Linked DNA regions of Mus musculus: region 1 is linked to region 2. A link is a contact called in ENCODE Hi-C or POLR2A ChIA-PET data. All regions are on one chromosome and are shown on one strand. The core of a region is the stretch at or near the end of the contact, and the rest is flanking DNA. Distances in the headings are between cores, read along the strand shown.

The links. Hi-C counts contacts between places; a loop is a spot of excess contacts on that map. ChIA-PET counts read pairs that join two places held with the same protein, here RNA polymerase II (POLR2A).
Region 1: a map of left cerebral cortex shows a loop between it and region 2 (8-fold over the local background). The contact joins the promoter of Gpbp1 here to the promoter of Map3k1 in region 2. A Hi-C loop is called at or near these places in 1 of 37 maps with a recorded cell type or tissue (left cerebral cortex). POLR2A ChIA-PET finds 5 or more read pairs at or near these places in 1 of 5 experiments (embryonic stem cell).

Annotation. Positions count from the first base shown.
Region 1 is chr13:111,485,985-111,492,655 of GRCm38, reverse strand. Gpbp1 (GC-rich promoter binding protein 1) reads left to right here and starts at 2,529. Exons shown (of 13, transcript NM_028487.5): 1 at 2,529-2,938; 2 at 4,286-5,233.
Region 2 is chr13:111,804,652-111,811,047 of GRCm38, reverse strand. Map3k1 (mitogen-activated protein kinase kinase kinase 1) reads left to right here and starts at 2,055. Exons shown (of 20, transcript NM_011945.3): 1 at 2,055-2,545. The coding sequence starts at 2,079. It overlaps Gm15327 (a long non-coding RNA gene), which reads right to left and starts at 1,910. Exons shown (of 3, transcript XR_382912.2): 1 at 1,301-1,910; 2 at 292-381; 3 at 5-186.

The sequences.
Region 1 (6,671 bases), core at 1,280-3,779, 320 kb after region 2:
TGTGGTCTTGAGCTCCTGGATTCCACAGTGTGCACACTGTCGAACTTGGCCCTTTAGAATTGTTCTTTGGTTCTGTTCGTGGTATAGGGACAAGCTGACTGAGACGCAGCCTGCACTGCAGAACTCAACAGCCTGAGTAACTGTTTTCAGGTAATGTGGGACCTTTGACTTCACTACAGAAAGAATTCCAGGAGAAGCCGGTGTGAAGCGGAGTTAGAGTAGACTTAGAGATTGCTTTTTAAAGCGTAGATTATTTGCTCACTCCAGTGGGTAAAACGAGGGGCTCAGTGAAAGACCACCACACCCAGGAGCAAGGCTGTGGGCTTTTCCAAGTCCGGCACATTTCATTGTCTTTACAGTATCAAAATATTTAAGATTTTGATGTGCTTTGAAGTTAAGTTTGAAAGCTTGTTACAGAACTTAAGTAAGATCACAGGGTGGTTCTCCAGGTATACTGGGCAGTTAACAGTTGAAAAGGTTAAACCAGCCAGGTGGTGCTCAACTTTAATCCCAGCACTAGGGGAGGCAGAGGAAGATCTCTTGAGTTGGATGCCAGTTTGGTCTACAGGGTGAGTTCCAGGACAGCCAAGGTTACACGGAGAAACCCTGCCTCGAACCCCTCTCCCACCAAAGTCAAACCCTAAATCACTAGGGTTGTAAGAGAAGTTAGGATGTTTTCTGTTTCTTCTTTCAAATTTCTAGAAAATATCTGGGAAAGGAGTAAGACCATATTGAAGGTTACATGTTCTTACCTATTCACAGTTCATTGCTATTTTAACATTCTTTAAATCTGAGGCGGGGTCTCATTTGTAGCCCTGACTATCCTGGAATTTTGCTATGTCCTCGAGGTTAATCTGAACTCAGAGAATGCTGGGATTATAGATGTAAGGCACGACTCCAGGATATTTTAACTTTCTTGGAATAGTTTTCTCTAAAGCAGGTGCTGTTCATCTTATTTAATGCCTGACTCTTGGTGAAAGGTACCCTTTTTCTTCTCATGTCCCCATGCATTCCCTCCTCTTCCTGTTCTGCCTAGTTTGATATCAATTCTTAGAAATAGAAACCAGGTGGTGTGTCTTTGAAGGGATAAGGAGAACTCCAGGCCAGCTTGGGTTACATAGCTGAGATCCGAGCTAAATTCAAAAGCAACCCAAGTTCTTTTTCAATATACGTTAATTTTATGGATTCAGGTCTCGTGTAGTGGAAAGAGTTTGGATTAAGACTTAAAACAGAGCTGGGCGGGGTGGGGCATGGTTGTGACCCCAGAGTTTGTAAAGCAGAGGCAAAAGGATCGGGCGTTCAAGGTTCTCTACATAGCTCTTTAGAGAAAGCAACACGAATCCTTGCCTCTCCCGTCCCCACTCGACCCATATTCAAACCCACCTAAAACAAACGGAAGTTTAAACCGGGTAGGTTGAGTAGTCAAGGTCCAGGGAGTAACTGGATCATTTCTAAAATATGAAACCAGCTTATGTAAAAAGTGAGGAAAACACATCTTAGACATTGGCACGATTGAAAAAAGCATCCTTTAGTTTTAAGCCCTTTTTCCCTTTGTACCTAGGGGGCAAGATGGGTAAAGATTGAGGTACAAATTAAGGCGAGTTTACATTCGGCGAACTTATAGGGGTAACGCACTAAACTACAAACCCTATAATGCATATAAAAAGTTTCTGGGAAATGACGCTCCGGTGATTTTCCCTCTTTAGGACGCTTCTCCCTCATTTCTTCTACTTTTTTCCTTTTAGAATTAAATCTCCAACCTTTCCAGAGTGAACCTTTGGCTATATGTAGAGAAAGTGAATACCGTAACTTTTTTTTTTTAAATAATCGTTTGTGCTATGCGGATACCCAGGACAACGCTGATGAAATAATCCATCTCCTTTGGAGTTATTAGAAATAGGAATTACTAGCGCGATGCTCTCTGGCAGCCCTTCGCACTCCGGGGGAACGGTGGCTGCAGCCGAGCCTCGCGCGCCTCCCTAACCCGGCTTCCGCGTGTTAACGTCCCGCACGCTCCGCGTGGCGCGCGACTGCGGCGCCCAATCACTCAGGCAGGGCCGGCTCCGCCCACGGAGCGCTCAGGGCCCGCGCCGAGCGGCCTGCGAGCCACGGCGGGCTTCAGGCGGAGCCGAACGAACGGCGCCCGCCGCCGGCCGTTCCGGGTTGCGCGGCGCTGCCGGGCAGACTCAGAAGCGCCGCACGCCCTGCGAGCCCGCCTGCCCGTCCGGACCGCCTGCGCTCGTCCTCTCCACCCCACCGTTCCCGAGCTCGGGGAGGGCCCGCGGCTGCACAGAGGCGCTCCTCAGGGAACGGACGGGAATTCCCCCTTCCACCGAACGTTCCGGATTGTTCACCGTCCTCACGTCAGCAGCAGGGGGTAATCCCCGGCTCCAGCTGCTCCTGACGTCACCGCGCCGAGACTCCGCCTCCCCGCCCCGCCCCCCGCCCCGCCCCCGCCCTTCCCCCGCGCCAGGCCCAGCCTCCGGGTCCTCCTCAAAGCCCCGCCCCCGGTCTAGCCCCGCCCCTTCCTCTCCCCCAGGCGCCGACGTAGAGGGCGGAGCTTCCCTGACCTGGGGCGTGAGCTGCTACTTGGGCCAGAAGGTTCTGTGGTGGAGGCCCTCCTCCTCCGGCTCCGCCCAGTGGGTTCGTTTGCACCGCGGCTTCCGCACCCTTTCTTCCTCCTCTTTTCCCCTCGCCCCGCCTCCCTCCTCTTACTTCTCAACCTCTCCGCTGCGTCCCCCCTCCCTCGCCACCTTCCACGATCTCGCGAGACTTGGCCCAGAACATTGCGGATCGGGTCGGCGCCATTTTGGGACTGAGACTGGTTGTGGGGGAGGGAAAAGCGGCAAAAGGGGATTATTCAAAGTACCGAAAACCTCCTCCCGGGATCGAGCGCAGCGGCACCCCCAGGCCAGGGGCACCTCTGGTGGGGCAGAAGGTAACACAGTCCCCTGGGCCCCGGACGGGAGTCTCGGGGACCGGGGGAGGGGTTGCCCGTGTCGGCGTTGGGGCTTGAGGGGTCGGGAGCGGCGTTGGTGGCGCGAGGCGTGAGGGTGCGGGCGGCCGGGGGGCGGCGTGAGGCGTGAGGCGCGGGGCGCCCGCCCGTCCTCCCTCCCTCCCTCCCTCCCCCCGGCCGGCGTTGACTCAGCCCGGCGGAGCGGAGGCGGCGGCGGCGGCCGTGGGGCGAGGTGGGCGGCGGGCCTCGGCGGCCGTGGTGGGGGGGGGTGGTGCTCGGCGGCGAAGGCCGGGAACGGCCGGGGCGCCCGCGGCGTCGGGCTAAGACCCCAGGCCCCGGCACGCGCGCCTTCCTGGGCCACCACCAGCAAGGCGGCCCCGGGAACCGGGGAACCGGGGGACCGGGGACTGGAGTCGCGGCGTGCGGAGCCGTGGACTTCCGCCGTGTGCTCGGCGGCGCTTCGCCCTCCCCGCCGCGCCGGGCTCCGTGGCAGTTGCGGTGGTGGTGGTGGCTGCTCGCCCAAGGCGAGCGCTCCGAAGTCGCGTCGGCTCCCGAGTCCGACGGGACCTGTTTATTTTCCCGGGGAGAGCACGGTCCTTAACGGGGTGGACGGGTCGCGTCCCGCACCTCCCACCCCTGGAGTTTTGGCCGAAACCTGTTTGCTTAATTTCAAGGGAATGGGGCCGAGCACCTGGAGCCGAGCGCTGCTCTCCCGGGCTTGGGAGTCAGCCCCCGGGCGAACCGTAGCCACTCGCCCTGCCACGCTCGCCTTGCCACGCTCCCCTCCCGCCCGCCGGCCTGCCCGCCGGCCTTCCTACTAAGCCGTAGTGGGGACAATCCAGCTGCTCCGTCCTCCGAGATTGCGTTTTGGAAGGAGCGTCACGCTCCTTTCCGCCTCTCACTCTCGGAGTCGGGTTCCCCGACGCTCCGTGGCAGCACCACCTGTCCATTTGTTTTCCTTTGGCACATGGGAGAGAATCGGGGAAGAGCACTGCTGAGACCGTGGGCCACTTTCGTAGTTTGAATATTTGCTCAAAGTTTTTAAGTTGGGCGCTTGCAACCTCCAGGGTACTACCTGCACCCAGTTCCCAGTTCAAATCGGAACTCTTCAGTGATATCGTCGCCCACAGTTTTCTAACTCCCTTCATTCAGTAGACTTCATCGAGGGCTAGGAAAAGACTTTTTCCCCAGCTCTCTTTTTACGGCTGTGTGGGAAAAATTTTTTCCCCAGAGGTTAAATTTTTTTCCAAATGGGGGTTAATTTTGATTTGAAAATAAAAACTGACTTAAGTTTTTTGTTTTTGTTTTTTCCTAATACAACTTTTACAGGTGGTTGAATTTGGCGTATGAAGATCATCATCTAGGTTTTGTTTAAAAGGCCCCGGATATTTCAAGTGGCCATTTTGGAATTACAGTTTTGTTTTTGTTTTGGGCAATTTTGCTCCAGAAGTTCATTAAAATTGACAAGAATCATCTCTGAAGTGAATTGATAGTAGTGAACAAATTCAACGAGCTACTAAAAGTCCCAGCCATTTCTTCAGTATTTTGGGTCAAACGGATTATATAAGTGGTTAAAGCATTTCATCTGGTGTTATTTTTGTCTCTTTCCCCTCTCCTGTTTGTGTTCTTCAGCCAAAACTGTAAGATATGTTTGATTTGTGTACCAAGTAGTTTCAGCAGTTTCAAATTACTGTTTAAATATTGCTGAAGTTTTGTGGCAGTTCTTTTTACCTTTATTAAAAGTTTTAGTAATTTTTGACTTCAGCTTTTTTCATATTACAATGGGACAGCTTTTCTAAATGAAGACATTGAAAGAATACAGCGTTTTTTTCTTTTTATCTTTTATTTACTTGGGAATGTAAGATGTTCCATTTTCACACCAGCATGGTAGTATTGAGATAGCTATTTGTCTATACACGCTGATGTTTAGAAGTAATCTTCAGATGTGAAATTTTTCTTTTTGTTTCTGCTTTTTGGCACATAAATTGGCTATTTCTTCTGGAGTGGATAAGTACAACAGTGACAAATACATGGAACAGTAAAGAAGACCTTGCTCTTAAATCCAAGGAACCTGGCTAACTCTGGATCTGACCATATGAAAACTTCAAAGTAAATATGGGTAGCTGACTTCAAGTAACTCTATGTCAAATAGTCATAGGTTAAGTATCTTCAAAGAACTTGGATATTTCAGAGGATACAAAATAAAAAAACAAACTGGAAAACATAAAGCTTATAGAGAAGAAATCAACACCTTCTTGTGCAGTCCTTTTGGAATTTGTAAGTACTTGTGAGCAAATAGATGTTCCTCTGTAATCTGTAATAAGAGTCAGATTGATCCCGTGTTATATTTGGAAACCTTTCAGTTTCTTGAAAAAAATGTTTCTGATTACATTTCTGGATAGTCTGAAAATAGCCAGCCATTTAGCTATATAGCAAATTGAAATGGGGATGATTTTAAGGTTTACAAATGTTTCAGACATTAGTCTTATTAAAAGTTTTTGTATTTTTAAAGTTGAAAAAACATAAATGCATCTGGTCAGTAATCACTTTCTGCTTTATGATAGCATATATATATATATATATATACATATATATATATATATAGAGAGAGAGAGAGAGAGAGAAATCACTTTCTGCTTTATGATAGCATATATATATATATAGAGAGAGAGAGCGAGCGGGAGCGCATAGTGCAAACGTAGGAAAGTCTACACAGTTGATGTCTGGTTGGTTTTATATTGTAAATGTCATGGGTCTTGATTACTACTTTATTTTCTAAGTGTGAGTTTAGACTGTATTACTAAACACATAGTTTAGAGATCTAGTTTAGCGGTAGTGTAACACAGAATAATGCAAGTTTGGTTTTAAATTTGATATCTTAAGAAATAGCTTGTTTTAAGGTACAACAATTCTATATGTTTAACACATTACAGACAAGTTTTTGAAACATAGCCGGGCGTGGTGGCACACACCTTTAATCCCAGCACTCGGGAGGCAGAGGCAGGCAGATTTCTGAGTTCGAGGCCAGCCTGGTCTACAGAGTGAGTTCCAGGACAACCAGGGCTACACAGAGAAACCCTGTCTCGAAAAACCAAAAAAAAAAAAAAAAAAGTTTTTGAAACATCTTATTGAAGCAGTTTGTAGTCAACACGCTTCAGTTAAAGGTTACTGGGAATAAGCACAAGCACTGAGCAAGTCCACTTAATTTTTCTTTTTTAAAGAATTATTTAGTTTATGTATGTGAGTACACTGTAGCTATCCTCAGACACACCAGAAGAAGGCATTGGATCCCATTACAGATGGTTGTGAGCCACCATCTGGTTGCTGGGAATTGAACTCAGGACCTCTGGAAGAACAGGCAATGCTCTAAACCGCTGAGCCGTGTCTCCAACCCCTGACTTAATCTTTAAACTGTATATGTGTGTGTGTCATATACATAACATGATATATGTACGTGTAAACTTATAAACTCTATTCTTCCTGATGGCCTAAGTTCAAAGATAGGTTTTTTTCTTTTTTCTTTTTTTTAAGTTTTGGATAGTATGTGCTGTAGCGGAAATTCTTTTAACAAATGTAGGAATCTTTAGTGATTCTCTTATATTTTCATTTTATTACTTGCTTGAGGGGGAGATTGGAGGGGTATTAGATCACTTGGAGTTGAAGTTAAAAGCAGTTGTCAGCTGCCTGATGTGGGTGCCTGCAGTCAAACTCAGGT
Region 2 (6,396 bases), core at 806-3,305:
AGACTTCCTTAGCCAATCTGGTCCTTTTATTACTTATCTCTGAAAGAAAAACGTGTGTCCAGGTATAGGTGCATAATGACAGCAGACTATGTCCATAAAAGATGAAAGGGAATGGGATTCAAATCAGGAGAAACTACTGGGGAGAGATAGCACTTAGTCTTCATAGTCTTCATAGACTGATGTGGCCTATGGAGGCCAGAGAACTGCAGTTAGTCAATTTGTGCTTCATTTGATGCCCACCCTCATCTTCAAACAGTTCAAACACTGTACAAATAAAGAGACAAAAGTCACCTTTTGCCGGAGTTCCTTTTTTCTTTTTTCTTTTTTCTTTTTCTTTTTCTTTTTCTTTTTTACTTTGCTATTCAGGCCAAACTTCCAAACCTGGTCCAAAGATGGAAACAAAGGCTGAGGGTCCGCAGTGGCTTTTCTCACAGGTACCTAAGTACGAGTGCGCCAATTTAAAGTTTATTTTAGATCTCAGTAGAAACCAGAAAAGCTAATCCTTTTCAATTTAGGATTTGGTGGGTGTGGCAATCTAGGAAGACCTGGGAAATAACTACTGTTTGGTTTGGATGTTATGCTTGTCTACCATTAAAAGAGCATATAATTATAGCCTAAATGTAGACCTAAATCTTGAACAGACTAATCTAAACTTTCAAAACGTGTACCTTTTAATGTAACCATTGAGAACTGTAGCGTGCCAGATGTTATAGCAGTAAGTATAACACCGAGCTCAAGCTGAAGTCAGGATCCCTTTTTAAAAATCCCTTTTGCCTCACCTTGCTCTCTGGCTGACATTACACACCTAAGGAGGGCTTCATTTGATCTACTTTGGAGAGGTTAAATGAATTATTTTGAGCTAGTTCAGGCTTTTGTCTAAATGCTGGAGAGATCTTTCCTTTCTCTGTAAGATGAAAACCCTTCTTACCCCTCCCCCCACGCCTCATGTCTTAATGTTTCACAAAATAAATCTAGAAATCCTGGGTTCTGAGAGATTGTCTATTCTAGACAAAGTGGCTAGGGGAAAAAAAAGTGGCAGAGGCGGGTGAGATAGGGACGACAAGGCAGCTTTATCCCGTTGAAAAAGGGTCGAAGGGGGGAAATCCCATATACGTATACTGCTTTTCTATCTCCAGCACATTTTCTAGACTCTGGGGCAGGAGAAAGGCGAGGGACGCCGCACAGGGCAACCAGGGAGCGGCGGCGGGAGGGAGGTGGGGGACCCGGGAACCGGCCTGTCACCTGACTGCCAGGAAGAGGGACGTGCAGCTGGGAGCATCTGTTGGGGGTGGGGAGAGACCTGGTAGAAGATGGCATGATCCAGCGCTTCCTGGCATAGCGCTGGCTCCTTCCCCAGACGTGCTCTCCCGCTTTCGGTTGGAGCCTGCCTTTCCAAGACGGGGGAGTAACCTCTGGCAGAGTACCCGGGTTGGTCCCTCTGCGTAGCCGGGGGAGTGGGGGGGAGGGTGTCCCAAACCAGCAGCTTCAGAGGTGCACAAGGTAGCGCAAGAAATCTTAAGTAGTGTTATTTGTGACACGAGGGCGGGACAAGAGGTCTGCTTTCCTAAGAGAAGGCTTCGCGTCCGCCCGTCTGCGGCAGGCGACAGTCCCGGGGCGCCACCTGCGCTTCGGGCGCGGGCCGGGCCGGTGCGCGCGGGGGCCCCCCCAGCAACCGCTACTAAACGCGTGAAGTGACAGACCGTGAGTCCTCCGGCTTGCGTCCCCTTCCAGAACCAGGGACTCACGCTCGGATTACTGCTTGCTCAAGGGTGGGCGAGCTCCCGCCGAGCCGCTGCCCCGCCCGGTCTCGCACTACCTGGCGGCGGCCTGGTTGCAGCGCACAACGCCCGGCGCCCGGTTCCCCGCATTGCCCCTGCCCTCCCACCTGCGCCGCGCGCCCGCCCGCCGCTCCGCGCTCCCGGGCCCCGGCCGGGAGGCGCGGCCCCGCTCGCGCCCGCGCCCGCGCCCTCGGCAGCAGCGCGCGCCCGCCCACCCGCCCGCCGCTCCGCCCGCCCCCCGCGCTCTCCCCGCCCCCTCCCTCCCCCGCAGGCACGAGCGAATGTAGCCCGCGAGAGAAAATGGCGGCGGCGGCGGGCGATCGCGCCTCGTCGTCGGGATTCCCGGGCGCCGCGGCGGCGAGTCCCGAGGCGGGCGGCGGCGGCGGAGGAGGAGGAGCTCTCCAGGGAAGCGGCGCGCCCGCAGCGGGCGCGGCGGGGCTGCTGCGGGAGCCTGGCAGCGCGGGCCGCGAGCGCGCGGACTGGCGGCGGCGGCAGCTGCGCAAAGTGCGGAGTGTGGAGCTGGACCAGCTGCCGGAGCAGCCGCTCTTCCTCGCCGCCGCCTCGCCGCCCTGCCCATCTACTTCCCCGTCGCCGGAGCCCGCGGACGCGGCTGCAGGAGCGAGTCGCTTCCAGCCCGCGGCGGGACCGCCACCCCCGGGAGCGGCGAGTCGCTGCGGCTCCCACTCTGCCGAGCTGGCGGCCGCGCGGGACAGCGGCGCCCGGAGCCCCGCGGGGGCCGAGCCGCCCTCTGCAGCGGCCCCCTCCGGGTGAGCGGCGGGCCGGGGCCGGGCGGGCAATGAATGAAGCGAGCGGGGCGCGCTGCTCCCGGGGCTCCGCTCGTTGGGGGTGGGGGGGGAGCCCGCGTCCCCGAGCCCTGAAGGTCGGGCGGCGCCCGGGACGGCGTGGGGACGGGACGGGAACGTGCGGGAGAGTTTGTTATTGTTTGCGGACATGTGACAGGCGTGGAAGCCGCGAAGGTGCGGGGCTCCCCGGGCCGGGTCCTGAGAGCCCCCGCGGCGCGAAGTGAGTTTGGGGGGCTCGGAGCGCGAAGGTGACGGCGGTGGGTCTGCGCGCTGTGACAGCCTAGAGCCCCTCGGCCCCACGGGGACGCGCGCCCGCGGGCAGGTACCGGGCCGGGCTCCGGCGGCGCGCCCCGGGCGGCCGGGGGATTCCGGGGACTGCGGGGGGGGGGGGCGCCTGTCAAAGCGACGCAGGCGGACGCTGCGGGCTCGCGGGGCGGCCGGGTCTGCGGGGACTCCGTGGCTGCCCTCGCTGCGTGTCCTTGGGAATTCCTCCCGCACCTCGGGGGCTAGAGCGCCCGGTGCTGGGAGTTTGAATCCGGCTTTGAAGTTAGCTTTTGGCGGAATGCTGTGGGATCCAGGACCGGATGTGTCAGCCATTCAGCTTCAAAGCTGTGGGGACTGCGCCCCGCAGCCCCGCTGCGTGGCGGGGACAGGGACGGTGCGGGGCTGCCGCTTTGCTCGCAGGGGTCTTCCGGTGCACCAGAAGTAGGATGTGCGTAAGATAGTTTACACCAACGGCTCTTTGGCCTCGCCCTGTTTTGGCTACTGGAAAGTTTTCTGTTAGAGGAAATTCTTTTAAGTATATGATACTTAAAAAAAAAATCTGATGAAAATACACAAAAGCATAAAATCTTGATGGATGTGTGAAGTTGCTGGATATGTTTTCGTCATCGTCACCCTGTGGCCCCCCGTAGAATTTCTTGACGTTTACTGTGGGTGGAGAGTGTTTTATTGTGTGTCGAATCTGACAGTAGGAATCCTTGGTTTCGGTTAGTTATCTAAGTAATTTGACCCCCTTTTGTGCTCTGGATTGTTTAAAATCACGGTCCGTTTATTACTTGGAGGTCGTTTTCCCTCCTCCCAACCCCCAAGCCCAGTAGTAAAAAGTGTGTTGACCCCTGGCTGTGGCAGGATTGGGAGGAAGGTAGGCAGTAAGCAGCCCCGATGCAGCTTTTCTGTGTGTGTGCCCTGTGTGCACTTGTACACGTATCTTCCTCTAGGGTTTCCTGTTTCTGTGCAGATTAGATTAAAACTAACCAGAATAATTCTTAGGTGGCAACTCTTACTACAGATCAACTACAGATGAAAGAAAAAACAGTAACTCAAACTTTGAGGAATTAATTTTATCTAGTCCTGTGAGACCTGATTTTTTTTTCTATATGATAATACAGTTGGCCACACTTAAGCATTTATAAAGTCAATATAACCACCTATGAATATACCATGAGCAGCAACTGCAAAAATGACATATAGAACTTTAGTGTTGCCTCTAGAAATCAGAGGACCAAGGTGAGGGCAGGTAGAATTGAATACCTGAGTAATCTGCTTGATTTTTGCGCATTCTTCTCTCTCTCTCTTTATCTCTTTAAGCAGTGGCTTATAATTGTAAAAGCTGTCTTTAAAATAAATACTGCTAGCTAGAATTCTGTTGGTGCACCTCAAATGTTATATGTGATAGTTTCATTTGCTGTAAAATATCGATTGTCAATCCTTTTGAAATAATACTAACACCCCCCCCCCCCACACACACACACACCCCGCCTCCAGTTTTTGTAACTGGTTTGAAATTCATTTCAAATCTGCGGGTCTAAAACTTATATCATGAAGAAGGGGTTATCCAGAAATGTTGTTGTGTTTTGGGTTTCCTGTTGTGATGTTTTATTATTTTCTCATTTAAAATCTCGGGGAAATGATTATACGGCATGTAGAATCTCAGTTGAACAATGTGGTTCCCTTTTCAAGTAGCGCACGTTCATGCTTTGAAGAGGAAGATCTAATGCTGATATTTTCGGTTTGTTTTCAGTAGTAGTAGAGAGCCAAAGACCCCTCTGCATGTCTAAAGACCTAACGTATTTTTCTTTTGTTTTTTTTTTTTGTTTGTTTGTTTTTTGTTTTTTTTAATCCAGTTTCTAAACGTTGGATGTAGAAATTGAATGTTTAGAAAATACACATTTATAAAAAGATAAGCTATGGGAAATTCATTAAAGTCAAAGATTGCATGTATGTCTGCCCTCTCTCCTTCAGTAAAATAACTCAAGCCAGTGAAAGTTTGTCCTGTAAGTGGCGCCCAAGGGTTTGGGATTTTTTTTTTTCCCTTATGCCACAGAATAGGGGGCTTTTCCTTCCTAGTGACTGTCTTTGAAGAAAAATTACAGTGCTGCTCTGCATTGAACAGGCTGTTGTGAGGTTGGCAGATATAATTACTCTGTCCTATTTTTGTAGTTTCAACCAAACTATCAATCACTTTGCTGCCCCGTGAAAGAGCAAGCTATGCTGGGCCTGTTAGTGTTAGCCTCGTTTAAAACTAGCGATATTTCATAAGCCACCTCTGCTGCTCGGGCCTCAGTTTCACTTCCTTTTAGAAGCTGTTAAGCTAAAAATACCACTCACTGATCATTTGCTAGAGGGAAGGCATAAAAACATTAATAATAAACCTAAAAATAAGTCCTTTCAAACTGTGAGTTGGTGATTCTCTAACATCATAGATGTAGCCCCGGAAGTTAGCCCTGAGTGAATTCCTGAGCTCTGGGACTTAGGGTTTCTCTCCAGGTTTTGTTTTAAACTGGGTAAGGAAACTACTGTATTTTTAAAAGATTAACCTTATTAAATAGGATTCTGGAAGAGAAATATCAGAGCTAGAGTGGTTGCCAGCTTTTGTTTTCTCTTCATATCTGATCTTGGCAAGAGTGACTGGTTAACCAACATTCCTTAATATGTGATTTCCAATACACTATAATGACTCCATTTTGTGAGATAGGCAAACAGGAAGGAGCCCCATTGATTGATGCTTCTGTTCCTCTCCAAGTGTTGCATGTTGTGGAAATGGTCACTGACGTGTGGGCCTGAAGCTTGCAAAATGTGCAGAGGAAGGGGGAGAGAGAGAGAGAGAGAGAGAGAGAGAGAGAGAGAGGCTACAGTTTGCCTAGGAGGAGTCTGCTACCCTGTCCTTGACCCTGCTGGCCAATTCCAAAGGAAGAAGTCGTCAGGGAGAATGGATTATTCTGAGGAAATCTGAGGGATGTTCCAAAATGCAGTTAGTATTGCCTCTGCATTCTGCACTCGGGGCGCTTCCCTGAGCTGAGGGGAAAGCTGTGTTAAAGGAAGTGGGAAAGCGTGAATGGGAAGGTCTTGGTCCATGGCGGGCACTGCTGACCCCGTGCCTGCACTTTTCAACGTAGGATGATTTGTTTGTATCACGGGTGTCACATGCATCCTTTAGACTGGCCGTCTTCCTTGGCCCTGGCCTTTCTGTATCTTTAGTGAAAAGTTACAGTTGCTGAAAAATGTCAAGGGAACTGGTAAAGCCAGGAGGAGGTAGACAGACAGACCCTAGCATGAGCAAGGCCTTGGGTTTGATTGCTAACATATATGCAATATTCAAAACATAACAATGTCTTTCAGGCATATCTTGAGAGTATTTTTAGTCATGAAAAAGAGTCAGGACCAGAATTCAGGCAAATGACTCACCAGAAGCGGGGGCGTTAGTCTGGTACCCTCTAGACCACTAAACGTAGGAATTTTACCTATGGCTTAAAACACACTTGGCGGGTGTATGCTTTTAATACAGTTAGCTTCCTTGCCTTCTGTGCGGCTGA